Regions from separate parts of the Mus musculus genome. Here region 2 is linked to region 1. A link is a loop called in an ENCODE intact Hi-C map of the cell type or tissue named here. Cell type or tissue: heart. All regions are shown on one strand. Links, peaks and the distances in the headings refer to the core of each region. The heading gives the core; the rest is flanking DNA.

Region 1 (6,073 bases), core at 743-5,742:
ACATAGGGATAAGCAATCATTGTGACAGGGTGCAGGGCACCAGGCAGGTAGTTGTGATGCTTTTGCAACTCAAAGACTACCCCCAGTGACACTTCTTCTCCAACAAGGCCACACCTTGTGACAAGCTTAAGGTCAATCATGGTGGGCTACATCCATAGTGCTCTCTGAGCTGGCCTGGGCTATAGAGTGAGCCTCCATTCCAAGAGGAGAGAGAGAGGGAGAGGGGGAGGGGAAGTAGAGAGGGGGAGGGGGAGTGGGAGAGAGAGATGTTACCCTCCTCTGAGGTCATTAGAAAAACTCAATGAACTAACCAATGTAATAGGCTAGCAATTAAGATGTGAATGCATGCAATAAAGTTCTATTCACTAACATTCTACTGATCTTAAGTTACCTCCTCTGATAAATTTCCTATCCCTCTGAATCCCTGATAAGCACAAAGGAATGAGAGAGGTGGCTTGTCATTGTTCTCCATGTAGACCTGGGTCCCAAGCAGGAGTGTGGGATGGACATGCAGGGCCAGTTACCTCCAATGGGGGAAGCAGCCAAGGTGGAGGCAGAGAACCCAGATAAAATGGTGCCAACCTTCAGTGCTCCAAGTGCAGATGTTGCAGAGCCCAGGGCACTCTGTGTTAACAGGATGAGCCCTGGAGGGTAAAATCACAGATCAGAGAGGGGTCAGAAATGTATCCCTCATGAAGGGACTCAAACCATCATGAAAAGACTGCTGTGGGGGGCTGAGAGTGTCTGCCCTGGGTGACAGAAAGAAAAAGAAGCTACACAAAGATTCTGTATAGATTTAGAAGGGCTGATTTTTTTTATCTTCTTCTAGGGTGGGTTTTTTTGTTTGTTTGGTTGGTTTGGTTAGTTCTTGGGTTTGTTTGTTTGTTCGTTTGCTTTTTTTTTTTTTTTTTTTTTTTTTTTGGTTTTTTTCTGAGACAGGGTTTCTCTGTGTAGCCCTGGCTGTCCTGGAACTCACTTTGTAGACCAGGCTGGCCTCGAACTCAGAAATCTGCCTGCCTCTGCCTCCCGAGTGCTGGGATTAAAGGTGTGCACCACCACTGCCCGGCTTAGGGTGGGTTTTTAAGAGCCTCATTTCTAAGTGTGAGAAAAGTAACGGGGTGCCCTAATGCTATCCATTGAGAATGTTATCCATTGCCCTCTTCAGTCAGGCAAATGATAAAGAAAATCTCCACAGCAGGCTGGAAATTGGGGGCTGAGAAAGAAGATTCGTGCAAGGGAATTAAATAAATAAAATCAGAGAGGCCTTCACAAGCTGGAGGAAGGAGCTAACTTTATTTAAGTCCATACCACGGCTTGTACAGCCAGCAGGACTGACAGTTCCACAAAAGATGAACCTTGTTGGTGAGTCAGTGAGAAGAGATGGGAGGACCCAGCTCCAGACCCCAGGGACCAAAGTTCCAGAGGACGACCCTGTGAAGCAGGTAGGTCTGAGTTTCTAGGGACTCAGACCCAGCCTCATTACACTAGTCTTGGCTCCCTCAGGTATTTTTCAGAGTCAAGACTATGTGGGATGTGAGACAGTGGGCAGCTCTGAGGTCAGGATGCTACATGCTCCATAGCTGTCCCCAGCCCCACCCCCCAGCCCACTCTCCATTCTTCCATGGGCACTCACCCTTCGAACCAGCTAGAATGGTGCCAGAGACTGCCCCTCCAGCTTTGACCATGGCTGCTGAAGATGTCATCTTGGAGACAATGGAAGCCACCAGTGTCCCTGTGCCCGAAAACGCCATGAGGACCAGTTAAGTTTCCAAACAGGAACCGAATCTATGGAGTGAATTGGAGTTTTGATGAGATTGGAGACCAAGAGCTGGATTCCACCAACGAACCTGCAAACACTGAATGGCTCCCGGCTGGAGAGAGAGGCTGCTCAGAATTGGTGGCCACACTGGGCTTGGCCCCAGCCCTAGGGTCTGAGATCCTGCTTCTTGTAGGGATTAAGGAGCCATTTTAGACAGTGCAAGTGATTCACTCCAGGCCAGAAGGCTCCATAGCAAAGACCTTAGGCACCAAACCAGCCTGGTCCAGCTGCTTACAAGTGGCAGGCTGACTACATTACTCTTAACCCTTATAGCTCACTTCACCAACCTCTAGCCTTCAGAGACTAATAGGGCCTGGGGTCCCTTCCTTCTTGGAACACACCCACTATTTGGTTTCAGACCCAAGGACAAGAGACTGAGGTGCATATTTGACATGTCAAAGCAGACCTGACCTCCAGGTTCCAGACCTGGCCTCCAGGTTCTCCCAGCATCCCTCAGTCCCTCCCTGGCATACCCTGGCCCAACCCTTGAACTGTCCAGCCCAAAGGCTGGGCTGCCATAAGCCCAGGCCTCTTCCCTAAATGGTCCAGACATGCTGGTGTCTAACTGTCTCTTCCTGGACTTCTGTTCTCTCTTGGTGCATGCACATGTCTCTGTCTCATCCTCCTATCACCATAATGAGGTCCCTGAACTTGGTCCTTGTGGCCAGTGATCTTGCCTGAGAGCAGCTTCCTGATAAATCTGCCTATATAGAATTAATCTGACTTGAATTATCTCATTGCGCCAGCTTAGGAAAAATAACCCATTACCTTTATAGATAGGTGCCTTTTCAAGAACTAGACGGCTTCTGAGAGAGCCTGTACATTGGCTTCCCTTCAGCCTCTGAGGACTTTTGCCTCCTAGGCCTAGGGGCATCTGAGTAGGGTCTCTGTTCTGGACCTACCCACTGAAGATTTCCTGAAGACCCCAACTGACATCCCCACCCCCACTACTACCAACAGCTGGATCTTGGATTCGTTTCTGGAAAACCCAGTTCATTTCAGAGTGGAAAACTCTACTGTGGTCAAAGAAGACATACCCAATGATGTAAATAAACTAGAGGATGAGATAGGTTTCAATTTCCTCTCCTCCCTCCAGGCCCGTCAAGTCCACTGTGCAGGAAGACACACCCAGTGACTGAAGACAGCTGCTGAAATAAGTTTCGATTTCCCCAGCTCTCTCCAGGCCCGACAAATCCACTCTAGTTGAAGATACACCCCGTGACTGAAGACAGCCAATAAGATAGGTTTCTATTTCCCCAGCTCTCTCCAGGCCCGACAAATCCACTCAGATTGAAGAAACACTCAGTGATGGAAGGCAGCCAATGAGAAAAATTTCCATTCCCACTGCTGTTTTGGCTGGGAAGAAAAATTCACTATTCTTTTACTGAGGGTTCTGAGTGTTAATCGGTTTACAAAGTATTGTAAAATATAACACGTTTGCCAGTGGGTTTTTTTCCTTCCAGTGACAGTGCTGTGGGAGAAACTTGAAGTAATAAAATTGAGGTTGTAAACATTTATTAATAATGTCACTTAGAAAATATTAAGTTGCACGAAGTCGAATTTAATATTAAATTACACAAACTGGAATGTCTCCAATATGAAAGGAATGAAAGTGAAATATCACTGGGTTTCTTATACACTGTAGAAAATAAAATTTTGTACCATGATTGAAGTTTAGGGTGGCTGAGAAGGTTTTTGCTGTTGTTCACCAAGAATGAACCCAAATCTGGCTCCGTTCCTGTAACAACGGGCAACAACCTTGACTCATAATCAGACCTTTGTTCCCTCCCCATATCAAAGAACAGGCTCTAAAGGGCAACTCAAGAGAGCACCTCAAGGTCACAGCCACCTTTAAGTCCTAGTCTGCCATCAAACCCCCTAACCTCTTATTAAGAAAGGCTGAATTCTGCATGCAGGCAAGATAGACCTGGGTTGCAAACATTCAAAAGGAACAACACTGGTGAAATTAAAAATAATTCCGGCAATACCTTTGCTGTATAAATCTCCCATCTGTCCAAGCTGCCTGACTTTCAGTCTCCTGTCTCTGGTTAAATATTCAAAGTGTACCCTGGGGCTGGGACTGAAAGAGACCGAAGGGTGACAGTTCCTGCCGAATGCTAAGCCTATGGTGTAAATAAGTTAGTAAAATCTTGTGTCCAGTTATCTTTGTACATTAGCCAGAGCCTATTATTGTCACTGTTACCACAACTACTAGTTGTAGGCCTAGTAGGAAGCCTTTTCCTTAAAAAAAATGTATATTTATTTTTACTCTTTTATGTGCATGAGTATCGTGTCTGGGTGTATATATCTGTGCACCACACTGTGCTTGGTGTTGGAAGAGGCGGTGAGAGCCATGGGCATCCTGTGCAACAAGAAGTGCTTTTGACTACTGAGCCAACTCTCCATCCCACCTTCTCTTTTCTAATCCTCAAGTGTGTGGATGTTTTTCTCACTGGGAAGGCATATAATTGCTATAACTACAGAATATTCAAAAAGTACAATAAAGGCAAAGAGCTTTGTCCGTCTCACTTCCACCCAATCAGAGGCAAGCATACATTCAATCAGGGGCAAGCGTACATCCACTCATGGGAAGCACACATCCAGACTTCTTTTCTGTCTATGTACTTCCTGCCTAACTTCAATCAAGCACGGCCTGTGCAGTTAGGGCAACCAGTATTGTTTACTGAAGTGAAAACACCAGTGGCTTGTTGTCTTCCATACATATCAACCCCAGACCTTCCAGGAAGTTGTCTGACCTTGGGCAAGTGGGGCTTATAAGATGACAGGATTATTTGATATCACATATAATATATAGTATATATCTCTAAAGCACAGTTCTTTAAACTTAAAACAGAACTTTAGCCCTTAGGAGGGTTATGTCAACAATAAATGTTGTAAAATTTGATAGAATAAGTGAATTTTAGCTAAGGCTAGCCTTACACTAAGCGTGCCTCTAAGGATGACCTTGAATCTTCTGCTTGGGAGAGTGCTGGATTATATGCATATATCACCATGCCTGGTTTCTTCCATAATGAGGACAAAATCCAAGGCTCTGTGTACACTAGGCAAGCATTCTACCATTGAGATGCATCCCCAACCTAGAAGAGTTTTTCTGTAGTATTATTTTGCTAATCATTAGATTATTTGGATTTGTGTCTTTCTCTCTCTCTCTCTCTCTCTCTCTCTCTCTCTCTCTCTCTCTCTCTCTCTTTCTCTCTTTATTTTTGGTTTGGTTTTGTCTTTTGTTTCTCTTCTGTACTGGGACTCACTGTGTAGACCAGACTGGTCTCTGAATCATAGAGATCCACCTGCCTCTGCCTCCTGAATGCTGAGATTAAAAGTGTGCATCACCATGCCTGGCCTGATGTATTTGATTGGACAGTTAGAAGGAGCAGTGGGCATGGTCATGTATCCCAGATATTCCAGTGCTTGTCAATGTGTAGCCTGAAGTTGTAGAGGTCAAGGGCAACCTGGCTTTAATCGCAGGGCCATATATCAGACAGCCAAAGGTTAGTGATGTGTCTTAGTGGTAGATTGCTTACCTTGCATGGACAGAGTTTGTATTAGTCAGGGTTCTCTAGAATCACAGAACTTATGGGTAGTCTCTATATAGTAAGGGAATTTGTTGGTGACTTACAGTCTGGAGTCCAACTCCCAACAGTGGTCAGCAGGGTCTGTGAATGGAAGTCCAAGGATCTAGCAGTTGCTCAGTCCCACAAGGCAAGCAGGTGAAGGAGAGAGAGAGAGAGAGTAAATCTTCCTTCTTCCACTGTCCTTATGTAGGTCTCCAGCAGAAGGTATGGTCCAGATTAAAAGTGTGTGCCACCATGCCTGGATCACGCTTTGTCCCAGATGACCTTGAACTCAGAGATGTCCATGTCTTAATCTTCTGGAATTCATAGCCACTATGCCTCAAGATCTCCATGCCAAGATCCAGGTCAGAAACTTGTATCTCCCAGCCTCCAGATTAGGATCACAGGTGAGCCTTCCAATTCTGGATTGTAGTTCACTCCAGATAGAGTCAAGTTGACAGCCAGGAATAGCCACTACAGGGTTCATCCTCAGCACTGGGAAGAAAGAGAGGAATTTTGTAAGGAGAGCACCAGAGTTTCATACGCCTCTCACTACAAAAGCCAATGAGTAGGGACAGGATTTCAATCTGTAAGCCACCTTTTATCCAAAGATCTGAAGATATGAGAGACTAGCAGGTTAACATAAAAAAAAAACACCTCATTTATTCATTTTATATGTAGA
Region 2 (6,073 bases), core at 577-5,576, 98 kb before region 1:
CATTTGGTTTGGGTTTTGTTTGGTATAATTATCGAAGACCATGATCAGTAGGGTCCAAATGGAAAGTACACTGATACACAGTAAGAAGAGAAACTCATGGTGCCACCAGGAAGAATATTGAAGGAAAGTCCTGAAGAGAGGCTGAGGGTGCAGTTCTGTGGTAAACACTTTGTGTAACACAGACAAGGCCCTGAATCTGAGGAAGAGGGGGAAGAATCTTAAGGAATTCTTTATATAATCATTCAATGAATACCATGGGACTGGAAATATGATCTATAATCTATAATCAAGAACAGAATAAGAAGATAGACAGCAGCTGAAGCTAGTAAGGCAGACCTAAACAAAGGAGACGGACTTTATAGGAGGTAGCACCAGTCTTCAAACCCTGATTCTAAACAGCGATCACAAAGACTAATTTCCCAAAAGAAAAGAAAATTATATACATACACACACACACACAGGTGAAAATAATTCTTAAATATATACAAACGCCTAGAAGATTTTCTATTTCTGAAGACTTTTCATCAATATATTTACCCTTTAAAATTATTCAAATCATTTGTATTACTGTGTTTATACATATCTGCATAATATAAGTTGATTCTAGCAATGTACTGTAATCCCCACCCCACCCCCGCGCCCAGCACCCAAATGGAGACCTTTGTGACTGAAGTAATGTAGAATCATCAGAAGCATATATAGCGACAACATAACCACTTGTCTCAAGCTATTCTGTAGAGCCCACGAGATGGTCTGAAACTTAGAGAGTAGAGTCAACTTAATTTAAAAAAAAAAAGAAAAAAAGAAACTTGCAAGCAATATAAAGCTCACATTACAAAAGTAATAATAAACTATATTCTGAGCAAAAATTCATGTTTTTGAATTTTTCTATATAGTATTGCATACAATATCCATTCTCTACAATAAACTTAAAATTTTAATCACTGGGTACCTTTAAATCTTATCTATGCTTACTGACTCGTGCATGAGCATACTTGGAAAGTAATTTCAAAAGGATGTGATTCAATTCAAACCATTAGCTGCTCTGCAGTTCCTCCTCCAGGCAGTGTTCTTTAAATTAGATATGTTATTTGATTCCAGTTCTCAGATCCATAAGCCCAAACCTAACATAATTCATAACATAATTGTGATGCATGCAAAAAAGTACCCTGTTCAAGGGGAACAGTCCGTCTGAACACCCTCAGCAACTGAGACATGACATTTCAGAAACAGCTCATGTTTGCCCAACAGGCAAAGGGCAGCAATTTGCAAGAAAGAGTGAGACCTACCTGAGCAGATAAACAGCCCTGTCAATATCACTGAGATCTTCATCAACAGTCAGTCTTTCTATTTCTTCTGGTGTCTGTCAAGGATAAAATGCAAATTAGGCACACAAACATTTGGTCACTGTTGGCTCCCAAAGACCCTTGAAGACCCTATTGGTAAAAATTCACAATTATAGCAATGACAACTAATCTGGAATCTGAGGATTGTTCTACACCATATTAAACACAGATCTCCAGTTGAGTGCTGAGAGGGGGGACTATCTGTACTCTTCTGCCTTATAGACTGTAGGACCTCAATGGAATCAACTTCATTACACATACATACCACATGTGAACATATTTACCTATATATTCACATATTTTTTTGTCTTCAACGCAGTACCCCAAGCCGCTACAACATTTTCCACACTGGGAAATGCTTTAAAGGGGAGTTGAATAAAACAGAAAGGACAAGCTTTGTAGCTCCTGTTGGGAACCGAATGAACTCAGACGGAAAGAAAATCAAAGGCTCTAGAAAGGTAATGAAGAACTGGCAAGAAGGGTAGGGAAGGGGCCCATAAACTAGGTTTGTCATCTGTGAGGATGAGGGTTGAAACCCCACAAGGCTGGAAAGATGACTCTGCGGGGTTGGGGAGCGAGGTAGGGGGGGAAACAGAAGGTTGACTCCCCTCAAGGGGGCTGGGGAGCAGGGTCCCGCCTACAGTCCTGGAGGACCTGGGAGGAAAAGGATGCATGGTGACTCAGGATGGGAGGCAAGGGTTGAGGAGAAGCTTTCAAACCCTAAACTAGGGCGACTCTGGGAAGGGTGCCTCTCCTTGGAAGGTGAAGGAGGCCATGCTGCACGGGGAGACCCAAGCTTGATCTTATGCAGAGGTGGGGGTAGGACCGTGAAAGGATGGGACCTGAGACGTCCGGGCGAGAGATGGAACTAGGGCTGTGTGAAACCCAGGATGGGCCAGCGACCAGAACCTGGGACAGCACCACGGGCTGAGGAGCTGGCTGCGGAGGCTGGCCCCGAGAACAGCGGCTTGGCCGTTCCTGGGGGAGGCCGGAGCCGGGTGGGGCGCAGGGCTGGCCGCAGTCGGGGGACCAAGTCGGGGGGGCCCGGCTGATTCCAGTTAGTCAGGGGCAGGTTGATTTCAGTTCGGAGACTGGGCTGGCCGTAGTCAAGGGACCCAGCCGGCTCCAGTCAGAGGAAGGGACTAGCCTCAGTCAGGAGGCAGGGCTAGCTCTAGCCAGGGTAAGGGACTGGTTCCAGTCAGGGGTCAGGGACAGGCCGACCCTTGGCTGCGGCAGGGAATGAAGCTCTGAAGCGGCTGCGGTGACAGGGCGACTGGCGCTGGAGCGCCGAGGGGCAGTCGGACGGCGGGCAGCCCTGAGGGGAGCGTCTCTCGGTCCCGCGCACCTTGAGGCTCCGGCGGACCGGCCTCTCGATGATGGTGAGCTCCTGCAGGTCCTCCATGTAGCCAAACAGGCTGTTCTGCCCGAAATCCATCGCGACGCCGGCGTCGGGCGGCGGCGGATGCATGGACCGCCGAGGGGCTCCCTCGCCGGCCCGCCCGAGCGGCCCCGGGATGCCGGACGCGCGCAGCCCCGCGCCGCCCACCAGAAGGACTCTCTGGTCCCGCTCTCGGCCGCGGGGAAGCAGAGCAAGAGGCCGCAGGCGACGAGAACACGAGCGCGGCGGGAGCCGGAGAGCAGCGCACCGAGGGGGCGGGGCGGGTGGAGGGGGCGGGGCGGGTGGAGGGGGCGGGACCAGAACAGGGAGCCGCCTCAGCGGCCGCCTCGGCCCCGCCCCCGCCCGGGGTCTGCGCGCGAGGTAGGACGCAACTGCCGCGCAACGACGCTCCCTGGTCCGGCTCCCTGGGCCCCCGCCCCACCCTTATGGGGCGAGCCCCGCCCCTCGGCGCGTGCGCAGAGCTCTCCGCGTCCCCAGGCGGCCAGGAGGCGGGCCGGGGGCGGGAAATGGGCGCGGGCAGGCTGAGCCAATGAGAGTGAAGCGGGGGAAGTGTGCAGTGTGCTGGGCTCCTCTGCACCTGTGAGAGTGACTTTCTGGTTATTTGGTGGCTGCTCTGCTGGCCTGCTTCTGGTGTAGACAAGCCCCTGCTAACTCAACTCCCGGCCTAGGGACCCTCGAGTGGCCAAATCAAGCTGGTTTAGTGCCTAGTGTGTGCCTGAGGATAGGAGACAGGTATATGCGAATACAGTTCTGCAGTCCTGACGTTGGAAGAAGGAAAATGTCCCAAAATGCCTTCTTTAAAAAAAAAAAAAAAAAAAAAAAAGACCTATACTGAATCCTGAAAAATCAATAAGGATTTACTAAGAGAGGTTACAGCCAGCCCTTTCGGATAAAACTTGGGCCATGATGAGTGCAGCTCTTCTTAGAGAACTGGGAGGTAGTGCTTAGCACAGTGGGTAGAAAGAGATGTGTAAGACCTCGGTGGAGCACTACCTTGCTCTTGCTCTAGGGGAGCACATTGATTCAACTCGCTTACATTTGGTTCTAGTCAAAATAAGACAGGGAAGGGTTGGAGAGATGACCCAGTTGTTAAAAACACTGGCTCCTCTTCCAGAAGACACAGTTTCTATACCTAGCGCTACTGTAGGGACTAGTAAACCCCTGAAAGTCCAATTCCAGGGCCCTCTTTTGACCGCCTGACAATACGCAGACGTGCACAGCCATTTACATAGGTAAAAGTGCCACACCTGACACTCAGTTCCATCCATTGGACACAGTGAAAGAAGGGACTGAGTCTTACAAGTTGTCCAATGACCTCCACACTCACTCCATCTTACAGGCATGCACACACACACACCACACACATGATGTCTCAAAGAGTAAGAACACTTGCTGGGCAGTTCTAAAGAAATGAATTCAGATCCTAGCACCCACATTTAATAATAATAATTTTTAAAAAGCCAGCATGAGCCTGTAACCCCCACACGTGGGGGCTGAAGACAAAAGGACCCCAAGAGCTTGCAATCTGCCTTCCACTTCCATGAGAGACCCTACCATGACGGAGAAAAGCAGGGCAAGACACTGGATAGCTTCCTCTGGCTTCTTCATGAAACAAACCATTAGCTCTCAAAGCCAGGACAAAGGGCCAAGGTGCCTATTTGATACATCCAATCGGACCTGGTCTCCAGGTTCTCCTAGCATCCCTCATTCCCTGCCTGTTAGAGGGTATGGCTAGCACACTCTGCCCTCTACCCTGAACTCCCCAGCCCAGGGGCTGCCTGCCCTTCCCCCCAGAGGCTCTTCCCCATATAACCCAGACATCTTGGTTACTCGCCCTATTTGTACCTTTGACCTGGCCGCTGCACCTGGTTCCCTCTGCCCCTTCTCCCAGCCCTTCCCCCTGCTCACATGGCACAGCTCCATCTGGTCATGTTCACTCTGGATTCTCCCAGAGGTCCCTGCCTCTGGCTATGCTCTGCTACAGATCTAGCATAAACTTTCTCTTCCACCATACTTAGTAGCAGTCATGGCCTTTCCTTTCAATTGCTTGTATACACACACACACACACATACACACACACACACACACACACACACACACACACACACACACAGGGACATACACAGAGGGACAGAAGGGAGAGGAGTAAGTTATGCTGTCCATGCTTCCCCACCTCCTGCCAATCAGCGTGGGCCTGCCTCTTATTCCACACTCTTCTGTTGTGTGAAATTATTAAAAAAAAAAATAATCCACACTATTGCTGGCTTGGCACCGGCTGGCAGTCTCGGTCTGTTCCCAGGCTGAGGTACATAGCCCGGGACAAACACCGAGTGTTTCCCCTTGCCAATGCCTCTCCCACCAAGGCTGGCTCTTGTCTCTTCAGAGCTCCAAAATCACTCTCTCTGACCCAGTGCCTAGCTGCTGCCAAACTGCTGTGTACTCCCAAATTTCCTCAGCTAGCTGGGGGCGCACTCTCACACTCACAGACACACTCTCTTAGGTTTAAAATATGCCCCCGTATATGTACATATCTCAAAATAAATCAAATGGTTTTGGTTTCTGTGTCTGCTTTTACTAAAAGATGAGTGGTAAGAACCCATCCTGTCGCTTAATTTTTCCTCAGCTTAATATCTCAAGTTTAAGTTGTATTAGTTTCCCATCACTCTGCCAAAATATTAGACAGAATCCGTGTAAAGGAAGAAAGACTCAACTGGCTCATGATCCTCAGGTTTATGTTCATAGTCACTTGACTCAATTGCTGTGACTACAGCTGTGGTAGGCCATCATGGTAAGAACTTGTGACAGGACACTGCTTACCTCTCAACCACAGAAAGGGTGGGTTGCCGGAGGTCCTAACTTGTTTCTGATATTTCCAGATAGCATAACTTGTCATGTGGCTCTGTACACCAGTAGTAAGGCATTAATCCTGCTACTGACCAACTCTACTTCTGTCTTAGTTAGGGTTTTATTGTTGTGACAAGACACCATGACCATGGCAACTCTTAGAAAGGAAGACACTTACCTGGGGCTGGTTTACAATTTCAGAGGTTTAGTCCATTATCAACATGATGGGAAACGTGGTGGCAGGCAGGCAGATATGGTGCTGGAGAAGGAGCTGAGAGTTCCACAACTTGATCAATGGGCAGCAGAAGGAGACTGACTGTACCACACTGGGTGTAGCTTGAACATAGGAGACATCAAAGTCTGCCCCTAGAGTGATATACTTCCTCTAACAAGGCCACACTTAAACTATCAAGGCCATACCTCCTATGAGTGCCACTCCTTGTAACTAAGCAATAAAGCACTGTGTCTATGGGAACCAAACCT

What was found. A loop is a pair of places that touch in the nucleus more often than their neighbours do. Peaks named below come from ENCODE experiments on the same cell type or tissue, not always from the same donor. Only the 100,000 strongest peaks of a DNase experiment are listed, where the experiment ranks them.
Region 2: a loop joins it to region 1, with 2.8 times the contacts of the local background. A loop is called at or near these places in 1 of 42 quality-filtered maps.

What each region holds. Positions count from the first base shown.
Region 1 is chr12:103,431,134-103,437,206 of GRCm38, reverse strand. It overlaps Ifi27 (interferon, alpha-inducible protein 27), which reads right to left and starts at 3,018. Exons shown (of 6, transcript NM_194067.2): 1 at 2,857-3,018; 2 at 1,634-1,785; 3 at 525-644. The coding sequence starts at 1,751. It also overlaps a transcript of Ifi27l2a not described here. In heart, for the core only: no CTCF peak of the experiment used is centred there; a DNase peak (open chromatin) is centred at 2,986.
Region 2 is chr12:103,529,361-103,535,433 of GRCm38, reverse strand. Ppp4r4 (protein phosphatase 4, regulatory subunit 4) reads right to left here and starts at 2,869. Exons shown (of 25, transcript NM_028980.3): 1 at 2,692-2,869; 2 at 1,290-1,363. The coding sequence starts at 2,814. In heart, for the core only: no CTCF peak of the experiment used is centred there; DNase peaks (open chromatin) are centred at 2,593 and 3,183; H3K4me3 peaks cover 1,643 bases; H3K27ac peaks cover 1,070 bases; H3K27me3 peaks cover 1,073 bases.